2 separate regions of the Homo sapiens genome follow, and region 1 is linked to region 2. A link is a loop called in an ENCODE intact Hi-C map of the cell type or tissue named here. Cell type or tissue: prostate gland. All regions are shown on one strand. Links, peaks and the distances in the headings refer to the core of each region. The heading gives the core; the rest is flanking DNA.

Region 1 (8,000 bases), core at 1-8,000, 100 kb before region 2:
GTAAGACTTTTAGTTCTCAGGCATCTAAGAGTGAAGAAAAGAACCATATGCTTCATGTTTTCATCTACTTGAAAATGAGATAATGAATATAAATCTCCTAACACAGCCAATGACACATCATAGGAATTCAACAAATGGGCATCCTTTTAGTTCATTTAACCCTCACTGTCAACTATGACATGCTTGATATCTTGTCTCGGCCCATAATAAAAATGACCCAGTGGGTATTATTGTCTCCATTTGACAAATAAAAAAACAGAGGCTTAGGGAGTTCAACTATATAGCATTACTGTGTCAAGAAATGTCTGGTACACCAGTTTCATCTGATTTAATTCTCACAATCATGTAGAGAATGCATGAGATTGGTATTATTGTCCCCATTTTGTGGATGAGAAAATTGAGGCTCAAAGAATTTAGATAACTTTAATTCTTGGACAAACATTTTCCAGTACTTTTCTGTGTGCCAGGCTCTGTGCTGAGATGCTGGGGAACCACAACAAAGACATATTCCCTACCCTCCTAGAGCTCACAGTCTGGTGTTAAGAGTTAAGATAAAGAGGCAATGTTGGGCCAGGCGCGGTGGCTCATGCCGATAATCCCAGCCCTTTGGGAGGCCGACAAGGGCGGATCACGAGGTCAGGAGTTCAAGACCAAGCTGGCCAACATGGTGAAACTCCGTCTCTACTAAAAATACAAAAATCAGCCAGGCATGGTGTCGTGCGCCTGTAATCCCACCTACTCGGTAGCCTGAGGCAGGAGAATTGCTTGAACCCGGGAGGCAGAGGTTGCAGTGAGCCAAGATCACGCCACTGCACTCCAGCCTGGGCAACAGAGAAAGACTACGTCTCGGGGGAAAAAAAAAAAAGAGGCAATGTCAACTATGATTTGCTAGAAAATCCAAGTAAGCCTAGGATGTTTTGGGAATAAAGAGGAGGGTCCACCTAACTCAGAACTGGGGAGAGGAGGAGAAACATGAAGTATTTTAGTTTACGTTAGTTGTAAGATAAGATGTGCCCTTGGATAAGATTTAGCTAGAATGGTCATTGCGAAAGAATGTTCCAAGAATAGGAATCACTGGGGCAGTTTCATCATTAGGTGTGGATTTCTTCCTGTTTATTCTTGGGCTTCTTTAAACAAAAGGGAATTGTTGGGCTTCTTGTGTCTGAAGAAATGTATTCTCATTCTGGCACCTTTTTTTTTTTTTTTTGAGACGGAGTTTCGCTCTTGTTGCCCAGTCTGGAGTGCAATGGTGCGATCTCAGCTCACCAAAACCTCCACCTCCCGGGTTCAATCGATTCTCATGCCTCAGCTTCCCGAGTAGCTGGGATTACAGGCATGCGCCACCACACCCAGCTAATTTTGTATTTTTAGTAGAGATGGGATTTCTCCATGTTGGCCAGGCTGGTCTCGAACTCTTGACCTCAGGTGATCCGCCCACCTCAGCCTCCCAAAGTGCTGGGATTACAGGCGTGAGCCACTGCATCCGGCCTCTGGCACCTTTTTTCGTCATTATCTTCAAACATAACCTGTGCTCCCTTGTCTTTTTCCTTCTGAGACTCCAATTATTAAGTTAGACATTTCATGTCATTTACTTCTTCTATATTTCCTGCCTTTTTAATTCCCCATACTGTATCTTAAAAGATTGTCTTTTGACCTGTTTTGACCTTTACAGTTCGTTGCTATTTTTTCTTTAGCTGCGTCTAATCTAACACTAAAACCATCCATTGCATTCTTAGTTTTGGTTCTTATATTTTTCAGTTATGGAATTTCTATTGGTTCTTTTTCAAATATGCTATCACTTTTTATCACTTTCCTGTTTTCTGACAACATCTTCCAACTTGTATCTCCTTGAATGTAGTAAGCATGGTTGTTTTCTGATTGGTCTCTGTTAATTCCATCAACAGTAGTTCCTATGGATCTGTTTCTGCTGTCTGTTGTTTTTCTTGACTCTTGTTCATGGTGTCTCGTCTTTTTTCTGAGATGAAGTCTTGCTCTGTTGCCCAGGCTGGAGTGCAATCGCATGATCTTGGCTCACTGCAACCTCCACCTCCTGGGTTCAAGCAATTCTCCTGCCTTAGCCTCCTCAGTAGCTGGGAATACAGGCACGTGCCACCAGCCCTGGCTAATTTTTTTTATTTTTAGTAAAGATGGGATTTTACCATGTTGACCAGGCTGGTCTCAAACCCCTGACCTCAAGTGATCCGCCCACCTCAGCCTCCCAAAGTGCTGGGATTACATCCATGTGCTACCACACCTGGCTAATTTTTGTATTTTTAGTAAAGATGGGGTTTTACTATGTTGGTCAGGCTGGTCTCAAACTCCTGACCTCAGGTGATCTGCCAGCCTCAGCCTCCCCAGTAGCTGGGATTACAGGCATGCGCTACCACGCCGGGCTAATTTTTGTATTTTTAGTAAAGACGGGGTTTCACCATGTTGGTCAGGCTGGTCTTGAACTTCTGACCTTGTGATCTGTCCGCCTTGGCCTCCCAAAGTGCTGGGATTACAGGCGTGACAAGGCAATGTCTTGTCTCTTCATGTGCCTAGATATCTTTCTTGCTTATTGGATACTGTATTTTAAAACATAATTATTGATTTGAGGCCAAGGATGATGTTCTGTTCTTCCAAAGGGGATTGTCATTAGCTTCTGTCAAACACCTGAGGCTACTGACTGTCTTAGATGATTTAATCAAATTCAAAACATTGAGATTTTCTGGGCCACCCTGATGACTCAAAGACTAGCCACAGTTCAAGCTAGAGTTCAAGCAGATCTCTACAGGCTGACAAAATTACAGCTCAATCATTTAGTGCCTATTCAACATCAGCCAACGTTCCTGGACAAAAGCAGCCTGGAGTATTGGGCTCACCTCTCTGAGATCCTGTCTTTTCCCAGATCTCAGCCAGTCTTCCTCAGTGTCTTGTTAGCTCTTTGACACTTTAAAGATGTTTTTGTATTTTATACAGCTTATTTAGGTATCATCATCTTTCAGCCATTAGATACAGAAACTGAGGGACAGTATGTGCAAAGGCCCAGAGGTCACAAAACTTCTGAGTGGTCAGGCAGGATTGGAACTCAGGGTGTAACTGTTTCAAATACCAGATTCTTACTTCTACACAGCACTGCTCAGTCCACATCATGATGATATACATGGATAAGCTGATGTATAGATGGATAAAAGCTAATACTTACTTACCAAGCCTTTGGCTGTGTCAAACACTCTGTTCAAGCTTTAGATTTTTAAAACTCATTTAATACTGAAAACAATCCTATGAGTTAGGTATTGTCATTACTTCTATTTTACATATGAGGAAACTGAGGCTCAGAAAGATTAGCAAACTGGTGCAAGGTCACACAGCTAGCAACAGTTGAGCTAGAATTCAAACCTGAGAGTCCAACTCAGAGCCTGTGCCCTAACCACAAAGTTTTGAATAAAAGTTCCTTGTTGCCAAGGGTCTGAAAATCATTTATCCTACCACATAGCTTCAGGCACAAATACTAACCCTAGGACCATTGGTTCTCCAAGATTGACCTTCCCAGGTAATACTATACTATTTGTACCCTACACTTGCCTGAGTCCAGATGTAACAAAGTCTTCACTTCCACGTATTGGGAAGCATTGCTTTGAAATCTTCAATTCTGAAAACTGTAACCATCCTCACCGCCTCCATCAGATGTTTTTCTCCAAGGGAGACCAGAACAGTTTACAAGCTAATCAGTTCCTGCCAGACTCATAAATTGGGAGACAAGGGAGGGGCAGTGAAGGGGGAAATGCTTTATTATCCCCATTTTGCAAAGGCAAGTTCCAAGCCAAAGCAGGTGAGTCATCCACAGAGATCAGAATCCAACACCCATTCTGTTCCACCCCCTGAATTCCTTCCTGGAGTGGGGGACTTTACCCCACAGATAAAGCCACTTCTCTTCTCTGCTAGGAAATATGCAAAGTAGACTGTGGGCCTCCCAGGGAGCCAGTGGTGGGAGACAGGTGCATGCCAGGTCCACGAGCCTCCCTAAGAATCAATTGGTCTTATATCCTGAATTTTCGGGGCATGAATAATGATCCAAGCTACTATTAATTAAGCATTTACCACTGTGCTAAAGCATTTTCATGTGTGATTTCATTTAATCCTCCCACAACCCTCTGAAGATTCTATCGTTATCCTCACTTTCAGATTTAAGAAACTGAAGCCTGGGAAGGTAAAGCATTTGCCATGGCCACCTACTTAGGAAGCAACAGGCCTTTGGGTTGACATTTTGAAGTCATTCATCTGACATTCCTTCCCACTGTCTTTCCTTCCCACCTACAGATGTGCTTCTAAACACTAAGAGAACGGGTCAAGGGCAGAGGATTTCTGTGGGATCTGTGCTCACTCATAGTCATGGTAGAGGAAGCTGAATCCCAGAGCAAAGGACACCAGGAAGAGGAGAGGGTTTCTCTGGAAACAGCAGGGTAGGTGCAGGCTGACGTGCTTATTGACATGGCAACCTGAACACACCTGGAGACACCTGCTCCACCACCCAGATGGCCATGAATGGAGCAAGTTCTTCCCACTGTTGCTCTCTTCTCTTTTCTGCAAAGTTACACAAGGGTCAAGTCCCATCAAGGGTCCCATCTCCATCTTTTCTCAAGATGAAGCTGGAAGTCATCTTGCCACTGGGACCCACCCTTTGGAAAGACCTCTGCCCAGACAAGGAAAGTGCTGCCTCAATTGCATGATTTGAGTGACTTTGGGAGGGTATTCCTGTCCCCAAATAGACCTCCTCTCCTGACATGTCACACTGGCCGAAATTCCACTATTACAGCTGTTCTTTTCAGGTAAAAAGAAATGAAACCTCTTTCTAAATATAAACACTCCCAGAAAGGGTACTTGATGTTTGTCGATTGTAATTTTTTCTCACATAAAGATGTTTTTTCCCAGACTTTTAGAATTTCCTTCCATCTGTCTGCTGAGTCTGACTCATGAAAAAAACCCAATAAATATAGTATCTGTTGAATGCTCAAAAAGGACTACACAAATAAACAAGTAGCAGCCCCACATTAGAGAGAAAAGGCAAAGAAAGCCATGCTTAGTCTAACCTGTGTTTTCTAAACCGAGTTGAACACAGATGTGACATCATTACATTAACTTGTTCTTTGTTTTGTTTTTGTTTTTGTTTTTGTTTTTGTTTGAGATGGAGTCTTGCTTTGTCACCCAGGCTGGAGTGCAGTGACACGATCTCGGCTCACTGCAACCTCTGCCTCCTGGGTTCAAGCGATTCTCCTGCCTCAGCCTCCCGAGTAGCTGGGACTACAGGCACAGCCTACCACGCCCGGCTAATTTTTTGTATTTTCAGTAAAGATGGGGTTTCACCATGTTAGCTGGGATGGCCTCGATCTCTTGACCTCGTGATCTGCTCATCTTGGCCTCCCAAAGTGCTGGGATTACAGGCATGAGCCACTGCACTCAACCTGCTAGATGGCTTTTTTTTTTTTTTTTTGAGACGGAGTTTCACTCTTGTTGCCCAGGCTGGAGTGCAATGGCGTGATCTCGGCTCACTGCAACCTCTGCCTTCTGGGTTCAAGTGATTCCCCTGCCTCAGCCTCCCAAGTAGCTGGGATTACAGGCACACACCACCACGCCCAGCTAATTTTGTATTTTTAATACAGACAGTGTTTCTCCATGTTGATCAGGCTGGTCTTGAACTCCTGACCTCAGGTGATCTGCCCGCCTCGACCTCCCAAAGTGCTAGGATTACAGGCGTGAGCCACCGTGCCCAGCCCTACTAGATGGTTTTTAATGCCTCTTTCTAGTGCTCTGTAAGAGAAGAATAGTAAAGAGGAAAGAAAGAGAGCATATGATGGGGAGGAACAATCTGAAAGCCTAAATGAAGATACCAAGCCCATTGGGGCTATTTTGCTTATCTCGTGTATTGTATGAGGTCTACAGATTTTACAACACAGAAAGCAGAAGCAAGAACAGCGACCGTAAAGACATCATCCTGTCGTCTCAGCCTGCACTTCCTGCTACAGCCTTGTCTGTTCAGGGTCTATGCCAAGCAGCCAACACAGTTCCCAGGACGTGGTAGCTGTCCTACAAATGTGTGTTGGTTCAAACATAATTATGCTTTCATCTTAGAAAATGTGGGGGAAATACAAACAAGTATAAAGAAAAAATAACCATTATTCATGATCCCATCTCAAGAAACAGTAACAGAAAATGCTAACAGTTATTGAGTGAATATCACGCACTAAGCACTTTACATGATCTCTCTCATTTACTATTTATATAACCACTGTCAACATTTTAGATTTCCTTCCAGGGTTTTTTTTCTATACATGCCACATATATATTTTTTCTATACATGCTACATATATATGTATATATGTATGTATGTATACATATATGTATGTGTATATATGTAGCATGTACAGAAAAATATATATATATTCAGTAGTTGTACTGTACCCTGTACATATACTTTCTATTCTTCTTATTTTTTCTGATTATCCTCACAAGAGACTTTTGAAATATTGATTTTTTTTCCTCCCATTTTACAGATGAAAACACAGAAGCTCAGGAGATAAATTGCCTAAGGTCAGAGAGCTAATAAATGGCAGAGCTGGGATTTGAACCAAAGCCAGACTGGCAATAATGCCTGGGATTTCACCCCTCACCTACTCTCACCCTTCTTCCCAGGTGCTCTTCAGTGTATCACATAATTGAGAGGTGATGGGCTTCATTTCCCAGGGCATCCTAAAGACTGGGCTTTAACACAGGGCAGGGTGTGGTAATTGCTGTAAATGGCCCAAGAGACCCTTGATTCATACTGCCCTTCTGATGAGGAGACAGCCTGTTGATATCCAGGGACCCAATCAGAGAGGTGTGAGCAGTGCCAGGGTTCATCCGGGGCTGCCATGATGGGAAGCAGGACCAAACTAGCAATAAGTATGATCTGATGAGCATCACTCTTACGACCACCTGGACAGTTCCGCCAGGCAGAGGAGAGAACTGCCAATGTCATGAGTCTAGGGCTGGCAGATAAAATCCAGGACACCCAGTTAAATTTGAATTTAGTCACTTGTTTAACCACTGTCAATATTATAGACATATGTCTAAGTATGGTGACATGCTTATACTAAAATGCTATCTGTTCTTTATCTGATATTCAGATTTAATTGGGAGTCCTATATTTTTATTTGCTAAACATGGCAACCTGAGTAAATGATCCCCCTTTTGCTTTTTTATTTTATTTTATTTTTTCCTCTTCCTCTTTACCCTCCATTTCCACTTCTGTCCTTCTTCCCCACCATAAATACTCAAACTGATTCTGTTTAACCTAAGTCCATCTAACTTACCTTCCATTTGTCTATTTTGATATATGTGTAAATCTTTCACTGTATGGTATTGATTTTTTTTTAATTCACACAAATAGAACCACACTATAAATCTCATTCTTTCCACTTTTTTCCTCAACACTTTCTTCTTGAGATCTATTCATGCTGTGATATGTAAATCTGGATCATGAATTCTAGATTTTACAAAACAGTTCACCGAATATATAGGCCAGGTTTTACTTAACAGTTCCCCAGTGGTAGACAACTAGGTAGCCTCCATCTTCTTGTTCCAGACAATTCTGGGTTAAAGTGTGTGCACATCTGATGGGTGTCAGGTCAATCTCTCATTATTGTAGTTATTTATATTTATCTGGTTATCTTACAGATGTATGTGAGACAGTTTCTCTAGGGTACATTCTCAGAAGTGGGATAGCTGTTTCATAGAGTATATGTGTGTGATATTCAAAATATTTAACAATTGGCTAGGCGCAGTGGCTCACGCCTATAATCCCAGCACTTTGGGAAGCCGAGGTGGGCGGATCACCTTAGGTCGGGAGTTCGAGACCAGCCTGGCCAACATGGCAAAACCCCATCTCTGCTAAAAATACAAAAATTAGCCAGGTGTGGTGGAGCATGTCTATAATCCCAGCTACTCAGGAGGCTAAAGCAGGAGAATCACTTGAACCCGTG
Region 2 (8,873 bases), core at 1-8,000:
TTGGTAATCTTCCTAAGTTCTTCTAGTTGCTCTTCTAGGCCGCTTACATAGATTCTGAGTTATTGCAGAGTAGATGATCATCAGATCTGCTGCTGAGACTGGTACTGTTAACCTGCTCTTACAGGGGAGAAAATGAAGGTTCTGCAGGTTAAGTGAGTAGCCCAGGATTACATTTCAAAGTAAGTTTCAAAACTCCATTTAAGGCCAAGTGAATCTCACCGTGAACTCTGTATTGGTCCCTGGGAGACTTAAACTGCGTCATGATTTTTGCCCTCTGATCTCTGAATCCAAAGGGAGGATCACCTCTAGGCCCTGGAACTGCAGGAGGCACACACACTTGAGCCACGGCACTCTCTACCGCAGACGTGGCTCTGCTTTCTGGCCTGGTATTTATTACTGGATTGCAAACCCTGCCTCCCTGATGAATCAGAAAGACTTGAGGTGTTAGTCTTAGGTTGTGGTAAAATGCAAATATTGTCACCTGGCTGCTGGGTTCTCCATCAACATCCTTTTTTTTTTTTTTTTTTTTTTTTTTGAGACAGAGTTTCACTCTTGAGTGCAATGGCGCAATCTTGGCTCACTGCAACCTCCACCTCCCGGGTTCAAGCAATTCTCCTGCCTCAGCCTCCCGACTAGCCGGGATTACAGGCATGTGCCACCACGCCTGGCTAATTTTTGTGTATTTTTAGTAGAGACAGGGTTTCTCCATGTTGGTCAGGCTGGTCTCGAACTCCTGACCTGCCTGCCTCGGCCTCCCAAAGTGCTGGGATTACAGGCGTGAGCCACCACCACGCCCAGCCCAACATCCTTGAGACTCATACAGTTTATAATCCGTATCCAAACAGCCTGGTCCATCTATTCCGCAAATAAGAACTGACACCTGCTGTGTATGCCCGGCCCCGTGTGAGGCACTGAGAGTAACTCTAATAGCACATGCTCGTTGAGTGCCTACTGTATGCCTGGCTCTGAGCTAAGTGCTTTCTTTATAGGAACCAATTCGTTGAAACCCCACAATGACCCTTGGAGGTAGATGCTGTTACTGTTCCCATTTTACAGCAGAGGAAACTGCAGCGCAGAGAATGAAATGCCTGCCCAAGCTGGAAAGTGAGAAGTTAGGATTCCAGACAGGCCCCGGGGCTCCTGAGTCCACCTCTTACCTGCTGTTCCACCTCCCACATGGAGATAAGTGGAGACTTCACCCCTGAAGCTGACTTTAAGAGGGTTGGATGAGGCCTGAATGAAGGGCGGGTGCCCATGCGGCAGGAACCAAAGGAGCTGCTTCTCTTACTGATCCTACATCCAAGAAGGTGGAGATGGGAGGGTCTCAGAAGCAACCCCTCCTCTCTCCCCTCTGCTCCAAGACCACTGGTCTTGAAGTAAGCTTGTCACTGCCTTAATGCCCTTAATCGTCCTAAGCCATGAGGACAAAAGGCAAGAATCATCCCCAAGATGTCCTGAGTTAGACTGCCCTGTGAGGGCTCTGCAGCCAGGCTCAGCCTCTCAAAATCGGGACCCTGGGCACACAACGGGGCTTCAACCCAGTGCTCAGCAATGGACAGGGTGTATGGTACTGGAATACTGTGTAGTTTCTTCTTTATATGGGAAATAATTCATTTAGGGTAAAAATGGGGCTACGTAATAAATATTCTAGAAAAAGTATGTAATTAGAAAAGTTGGTGAATCAAGGGATAGTAGGGTGGTGGGTGAGGTTAGCAGTTATATGAATGTGACCTGTGAGGTGTGTCCTCAGACCCAGGGAGAAGAGAGACAAAGGGCCCCTGCCCTGGCACAGCAGCAGGCAGCCCACAGCCTCACCCTGGCACCCTGGCTCAGAGAGTGGCTTCTTAACAGGTACAGGAAGGAGGAAACATGACAATTTCCCATGAAGTAATATCAGCCACCCTGTATCGGGCACTTACTGTGTCCCAGGTGCCAGCCAAGCTCACCACATCCATCCTCTTATTGTCCCTCAACAAAAGCCAGATCAAAAAGATATTCTTGGCCCGGCGTGGTGGCTCACGCCTGTAACAATCCCAGCACTTGGGAGGCCGAGGCAGGCAGATCACTTGAGGTCAGGAGTTCGAGACCAGCCTGGGCAACATGGTGAAACCCCATCAGTACTAAAAATACAAAAAGTTACCAGGCATGGTGGTGGGTACCTGTGATCCCAGCTACCCGGGAGGCTGAGGAACAAGAATCGCTTGAACCCTGGAGACGGAGATTACAGTGAGCCAAGATCGTGCCACTGCACTCCAGCCTGGGTGACAGAGTGAAACTCCATCTCAAAAAAAAAAAGAAAAAAAGAAAAAGATATTCTTATTCCCCTTTTGCAGATGAAGAAACTGAGGCTCAGAGAGGTTAAGAGACTTACTGAACCCATTCAGCTAGTAGGAACTTAGATCAAGATTTAAACCCAGGTCTGTTTGACAAAGGCTGAAGTTTCTGCCTCTGGGTTCCTTCGCTTTGGTCTGGAGGGCAGCCCCCAAAGGGCGGGGATTGACCATGATCTCTTCCCAAAGGTGTGGGCTCTCCCAGCAGGTACGAGGTCAGCCCCGACCCACCATCCCTACCTCCATGCTCAGAGATGGAGCCATTACTGGGAACAGGCTGTTTCAGTGCCTTACAACAGGAGGCTGTCCTGCCCCCCGCTCCTGATTTGGGGGATTTGGAAATGTGGGGAGAGTCAGGATTGTTATCACAACCTGTGTGGGTGCAACTGGCATTTAGGGCCAAGTTCCCAGGGTGCTGCTATTCTTTGATGCATAAGAGTGTTCGATAATGAAGTACGAAACGCAGCTGCTTCTGTATTGAGAAATGCTGGTGGGCGAAGGAGTCCCATCATGAACACACAGCCTGGCTCTGGACATGCCCCTTGCTCTTGTTGAAGCAGGGGGACCAGTTGGCTCCAGGGGCTCCCACAGTATGTGGTTGTGTGTCTGGGGTGGGCACCAGGGCTAATCCCGCAGTTCTGGGTGTCTGGCACACTTCTGCCCTCTGGTGGCAGAGCCGAGATCCCTCGGTCACCCTCCCCAATCCCCCATCTTTCCAAAGAACTGTTATCCCGTGATACGTAACTTTTAGGTGTGCCTGTGGCCCATGATCTAGGGCTGCCCCTGAGATTGTATGTATACCCCATGTGCATAAAATATAGGATTCACAGCTGGCCAAACGAGATTGTCCTAGGACACCAAACTCACTCAAGAGTAAGGCATTTGCCTTTAAAAGGCACTCATAGTGGAATGAGCAGAAATGTTGGCATCACATAATTTGGATTATAATCCAAGCTCCAGCACTCTCTGACCTGTGTGGCTTTGAGAAAGTTTCTTATCCACTCTGCACCTGTTCTTTCTTCATTTGCAAAATGCGGCATCATAGTGACAACCTCCTAGGACCATTGGGAGGATCAGCAATCACAAATGCAAGCTCCTGCCATGATGCCTGCTGCTTAGGAGCAGGCCAGGGATGCCGGGTTCCCTTCCCTGCAGAGGTGGCAGGAGGAGCATCACGCTCTGCCTCCAGGCATGAGCACATCCAGACTATCTCAGACTGGGAGGAGCTCATTTGCAAGAGGGGAGCCCACTGCTCTGTTTCCTGGGGTAGGAATCATCTGTTTCAGAATCACTGGGAGTGGGGAGTGTTGTTAAAAGTACAGATTCCTAAGCCCTACCCCAGATCTCCTGCATGTGGGACCGAGGAAGCTGTAATTCCACAAGCTCTCTGGGACCTTGATGTTCCCTAAACTCTAAGAACCACTGTCCCGCTGTGACTGTCAAGTCTCCACATGACCCTGTTGCTGTTGGGCTGTTTCAAGTTCATTTGACCTTGGGCTTTAAAGGTCTCTCCTTGTGAGGAGGAACAGGTACCCTGAGGCTGACCCTCAGATCTCTGAGCTGGAAAGGACCTCTGGATACCAGCTCCTTTGGTCCTTCCGGCAGGATCCAAAAGTCTGGGCCTGGGCACTGGACTGGAATCTGCACATCTATCAGGAGCAATGGGGGGATGTTGCAGCACCCATTGATCATGGGCTGATTTAGAAGGAGGCCGTGAGGAAGGGGTGCAGGCTGGAAGCATGGGCGGGCTTCGGGGAGAGGTGTGTGGCTGGAAGACAGTGTTCTGCTAGCTCGTGGCCCTCCTTCCCACTTCATGGTGCGGGGAATGGGTGGCGGTCAGGTGCACAGCATCTGCACCCAGGCTGCCACTTTACTACTCGCTGTCCAGGTGAACCTGGCCACTGGCCTAAGCTCTCTGCACCTCACTTTCCTCTTTGAGAAGATGGAGTTTCTATAGTACCCGCCACTTCAGAGGGTCATAAGGATTCAATAAGCCAATACGTGCAGAGAGTGTAGTGCAGAATCTGATCTAGATGAGTAGGTGATAAATGAAGCTTCCAGATTAATAGGATTATTGGTCATAGGATGTTTCTGCCGAAAGGGGATATACATCTCATCCAGCAGAACTGTCCCCTGCATTTGGATCTCTCCCAACAGAGTTCCAGCCACTCAGTCATTCATTCATTTCTACAAATATTCCATTCCTCTTACGTACAAAGATTATTAAACCTCTGCTTTGTTTTTGGCATGGGCCGAGGTACTAGGGATGCACAGTGGATTTGGAGCTTAAATTTTATATTCTAGAAGAAGAGGAGACAAAATAAACAAGTAGGCAAATAAAATATATATATAGTTGTTTTAAATGGTGATAAGAAGAAATGGCTGGTCACAGTGGCTCATGCCTTTAATCCCACCACGTACTTTGGGAGGCAAAGGTGTGTGGATTGCTGGAGATATATATATATTATCAGAGCATGGAAGCACATGCCTGTAGTCCCAACTGCTCAGGAGGCTGAGGTGAGGGCTCACTTGAGCCCAGGAGGTTGAGGCTGCAGTGAGCCAAGATCATACCACTGCACTCCATCCTGGGTGACAGTGAGACCCTGTCTCAAAAAGAAAAGAAAAGAAAAAGATACGGAGAAATAACTCATGGTAAGAGACTAGGAAGGAGTGGACTGGGTCAGGGAGGGCTTCTCCAAGAAGGTGACATTTGAGGAAGGAACTGAGTGTTCCAGGCATAGTCAAGCCTCTGATATTTGTGGCATGTGCCTGTAGTCCCAGCTACTTGGGAGGCCAAGGTGGGAGGATTGCTTGAGGCTAGGAGTTTGAGACCAGCCTGGGCAACATAGCAAGATCCCCATCTCTTAAAAAAGAAAAAAAAAAGACTATATGACATTTAAGAATAATTCACCACTGTAAGAGAAGACCCCACTGAGAGGAGGAGAGAGGCCTTAACCCATTAATCCACTCTCCCCTAGTCCCCTGGGGGAGCAGGACTTGGAGGGTACTAGAGAGGGAGAGGGAGTCTCAGTGGAGGTGGGAGGCAGAGAAAGGTCTTTTGTGCTGCTTGGGGCAGGTGGCCACAGCACAGAACCCTGGCAGGCAAGAGAGAACTTTGGTCAGCTCATGACTCAACACATCTTAACTATGCACCTACTAACTGCCAGGCATTGTCCCAAGCACTGGGAGAACAGCAAGGAACAAAGTAAATGTCGCTGCCCTTGTGGGACAGACATTCCAATGGGGAAAGCCAGACAATAAACCTATACAGGGAAATGGGGTAATGGAGATGGGGTGACTGGGGGCTGAGCTGTTCTGATTCAGGAGCCGCTGGCTTCTCTAAGGAAGTGATATTTAAGTGGAGACCTGACTGATGGGAAAGGGCAGCTGAGCAGAGATCTGGGGCAGGAACTTCCCAGATATCAAGAACAGCGAGTGCAAAGGCCCCGAGGCAGCCGTGAGCTTGGCTTCTTGAGCTGCTGGTGCCTGAAGCAGGGCCGGGTAGAAGGTGAGGTCGGAGAGGATGGCAGGAAGGGGCTGGATAATGTGCAGTCTTGCAGACCATGGAAAGAAATGTGGACTTTATTCTAAGTGCACTGGGGAGCTGTCAGAGAGCTCTAAGCCAGGGAGAGAACATGACCGGATTGATGATTTTAAAGAAGCTCAGTGGCTGCTGTTTGGCAAATGGAGTGCAGAGGCAAGAGTGAAAGATGAGAGCAGTGAGGCGGCTGGTGGTTGGAGAGCGAGGGCTGTGGCTGTGGCGGTGGCAGTGGAGAAGGAGTGAAGTGGTCAAACCCAGGATATGTTTTGCAGGTGCAGCTGTCAGCATCAGCTGTTGGGTTACATGTCGGGACAGGGAAACAAGAACTAAGAGCAATGCCCAGGCTTGTGGTCTGAGCCCCAGGGTGGATGGAGCACTTTTTTTTTTTTTTTTTTTTTTTTTTTTGAGACCGAGTCTCTCTCTGTTGCCCAGGCTGGAGTGCAGTGGCATGATCTTGGCTCACTACAACCTCTGCCTCCCAGGTTCAAGCAATTCTCCTGCCTTAGCCTCCCGAGTAGCTGGGATTACAAACGTGTGCCACCATACCTGGCTAATTTTTGTATTTTGTAGTAGAGAAGGGGTTTCACCATGTTGGCCATGCTGGTCTTGAACTCCTGACCTCAAGTGATTGGCCCACCTCGGCCTCCCAAAGTGCTGGAATTACAGGCACAGGCATGAGCCACCACGCCTGGCCTGTGGGGCACCTTTCATTGGGACAGGCTCTCAAGGAGCAAGTTGGCCCCTGGCAAGTTGGCAGTAGAGCCTGGGCCAGAGAATGCCAATATCCTGGGTAGCCCAGGACTCTGCCCCTCCCTACTGCCTTCTAGACGAGGAGATTTGCTCCTAGAGCTTCCAGAAGGAACATGCCTTAAACTACGAACCCTGGCTCCAAGACCAGCATCCCTGCCACCAAGTCCTTGAAATGACCTATACACAAGGCTAAGATACAAAAGCCCCGTGCCTGAGATTACCACAGGAATGTTAATCACACATGCACCCAGCAGCCTGCATGCTGGAAGGTGAATCACTGCAGCCTTGACCAGTGGAGTATGTATTAGCAACTAATTATCATTGCCACCAATTAATCATCATGGCCAAAGCTTGATTTCTACAACCCGATTATCACGTGGGCACAGTAGTCTTTGCTCCTATGGGGGAAGGAAGGAGCTCCTTTTTTCCATGGAAGTTTACTGAATCTAATAACCCCAAGCCACAGCATGTGGTGTCTGTCCCCAGCACGTAGACAGCTCCTCATCCTGGGAGACAGCAGGGCAGCCCCAAGAGACCCTGTTTCACTCTGGGGACCCTGGGTCAAGGAAGGAACTGATTTCTTTTGCAGAAGCCGAAACCTCAAACTTCAAGACTTCAGGGACTGTGTCATGGTAAATGGTCCCTCACATGGAAACATGAGGCCAGGGAAAGGAGGGTCCCCTATACCAGAACTCAGGAAACCCTATTTTTGGCAAGCTTCTCAGGTCATGCTAATAGGCAGCTGGACTGGGGAATTAGCGTTTTAGACAACTTGTGTCTTCACAGGGCCAGGGCACACAGGGAAGGTGAGTGCGGAGTAGCTGAATGCCAGGTCCTTGTGATTTTCTCTGTCAAAAACATTCAATTTGGAAGCATGTCATAGTACTTGAGTCACAAAGAATTTGACCTAAAATTCGGAAGAGTTTATTCATTGGTTCATTCACTGCATAAACATTTTTTGAGTTCTTATTGTCACACCCCAGGTAGGTACAGCAGTTGGAAAAACAGATGACTAAGCTTACAGTCTAGTAAGATATGATGAGTACAATCAAATGGGGAAGATACTGAGAGAGAGGTCTGTGTAAGCGATCACAGACCCCCAAAGGAAGGAGTGATGCAGAGAGGGTTCAGAGAGGAGGTGATGGTTGAGCCAGGTCAAGGGTTAAGTGATGGAATAATGGCCCCCAAAGATGTTCACATCCTAATCCCTGGCAACTGTGAATATGTTACCCTACATGGCAAAAGGGACTTTGCAGGTGTGATTACATTAAGAATCTTGGGATGGGGAAGCTATCCTGGGCTTTCCAGATAGGCCTAATGCAATCACAAGGTCTTCATAAAAGGGAGACATGAGGATCTAAGTCAGAGCAGGACATGTGACCATGGGAGCAGAGGCTGGAGTGACTGGAGGGAGGGGCCACAAGCCAAGGAAAGCAGGCTGGGAAAAGCAAGAAAACAGATTCTCTCCTTGCTAACACTGTGATTTTAGAATATCCGGCCTTCAGAACCGTAAGATGCTAAATTTGAATTGTCAGCCAGGTGCAGTGGCTCATGCCTCAGCCTCCCAAGTTGCTGGAAATTACAGGCGCCCCCCCCCGCCACCACGCCTGGCTAATTTTTGTATTTTTAGTAGAGATGGAGTTTCACCATGTTGGCCAGGCTGGTCTCGAACTCCTGGCTTCAAGTGATCTGCCCACCTCAGTGTCCCAAAGTGCTGGGATTACAGGCGCCCGACCTCCTTCACTTTTTTTTCCTGTGTGGTATTTGTTTTTTGTTTTGTTTCTTAGTTGGGACCCCATGACGTATTATCAAGTCACTCTTCTATGCATTAAAAATTTTGTTTCATTATATAAGCATTTATTTTCCCTTTTTTCTTTATTTATAATATGCAAACAGAACTGTGTCTTTTTTATTCCTTTTTTTCAATTACTGAGATGAGATCTTGCTATGTTGCCCAGGCTGATCTCGAGCTCCTGCGCTCAAGTGATCCTCCCCCATCAGCTTCCAAAGTAGCTGGGATTATAGGCACGCACCACCACTTAGCCATAAATTATCTTAGCCATAAATTCTTCTGGGTAAGAACTTATTTTTGAAAGTTATTACATACTTTTCTTAGGAATCACTTTTTATGGCCCCTTGGTTTTCGGCTGGATGGGTGTGGGTTATTCAACTAATTTCCTGATGTTGGAAATCTCCAGGTTGTTTCCAATTTCATATTATAAATACAGCATACTGCCTTTATTTACTAAATA

What was found. A loop is a pair of places that touch in the nucleus more often than their neighbours do. Peaks named below come from ENCODE experiments on the same cell type or tissue, not always from the same donor. Only the 100,000 strongest peaks of a DNase experiment are listed, where the experiment ranks them.
Region 1: it touches region 2 in a loop (2.2-fold over the local background); 12 of 110 quality-filtered maps call a loop at or near these places.

What each region holds. Positions count from the first base shown.
Region 1 is chr1:19,857,058-19,865,057 of GRCh38, reverse strand. LOC105376823 (a long non-coding RNA gene) reads left to right here. Exons shown (of 3, transcript XR_947028.3): 3 at 4,303-4,847. Among named protein-coding and RNA genes, the nearest start is that of OTUD3, 21 kb to the left of the region's middle. In prostate gland, for the core only: no CTCF peak of the experiment used is centred there; DNase peaks (open chromatin) are centred at 1,077 and 3,787; H3K27ac peaks cover 915 bases.
Region 2 is chr1:19,756,505-19,765,377 of GRCh38, reverse strand. The region is part of intron 6 of TMCO4 (transmembrane and coiled-coil domains 4); the gene reads left to right. Among named protein-coding and RNA genes, the nearest start is that of TMCO4, 39 kb to the left of the region's middle. RefSeq lists an enhancer at 1-378. In prostate gland, for the core only: a CTCF peak has its summit at 3,002 (motif pointing left); DNase peaks (open chromatin) are centred at 2,987 and 6,134.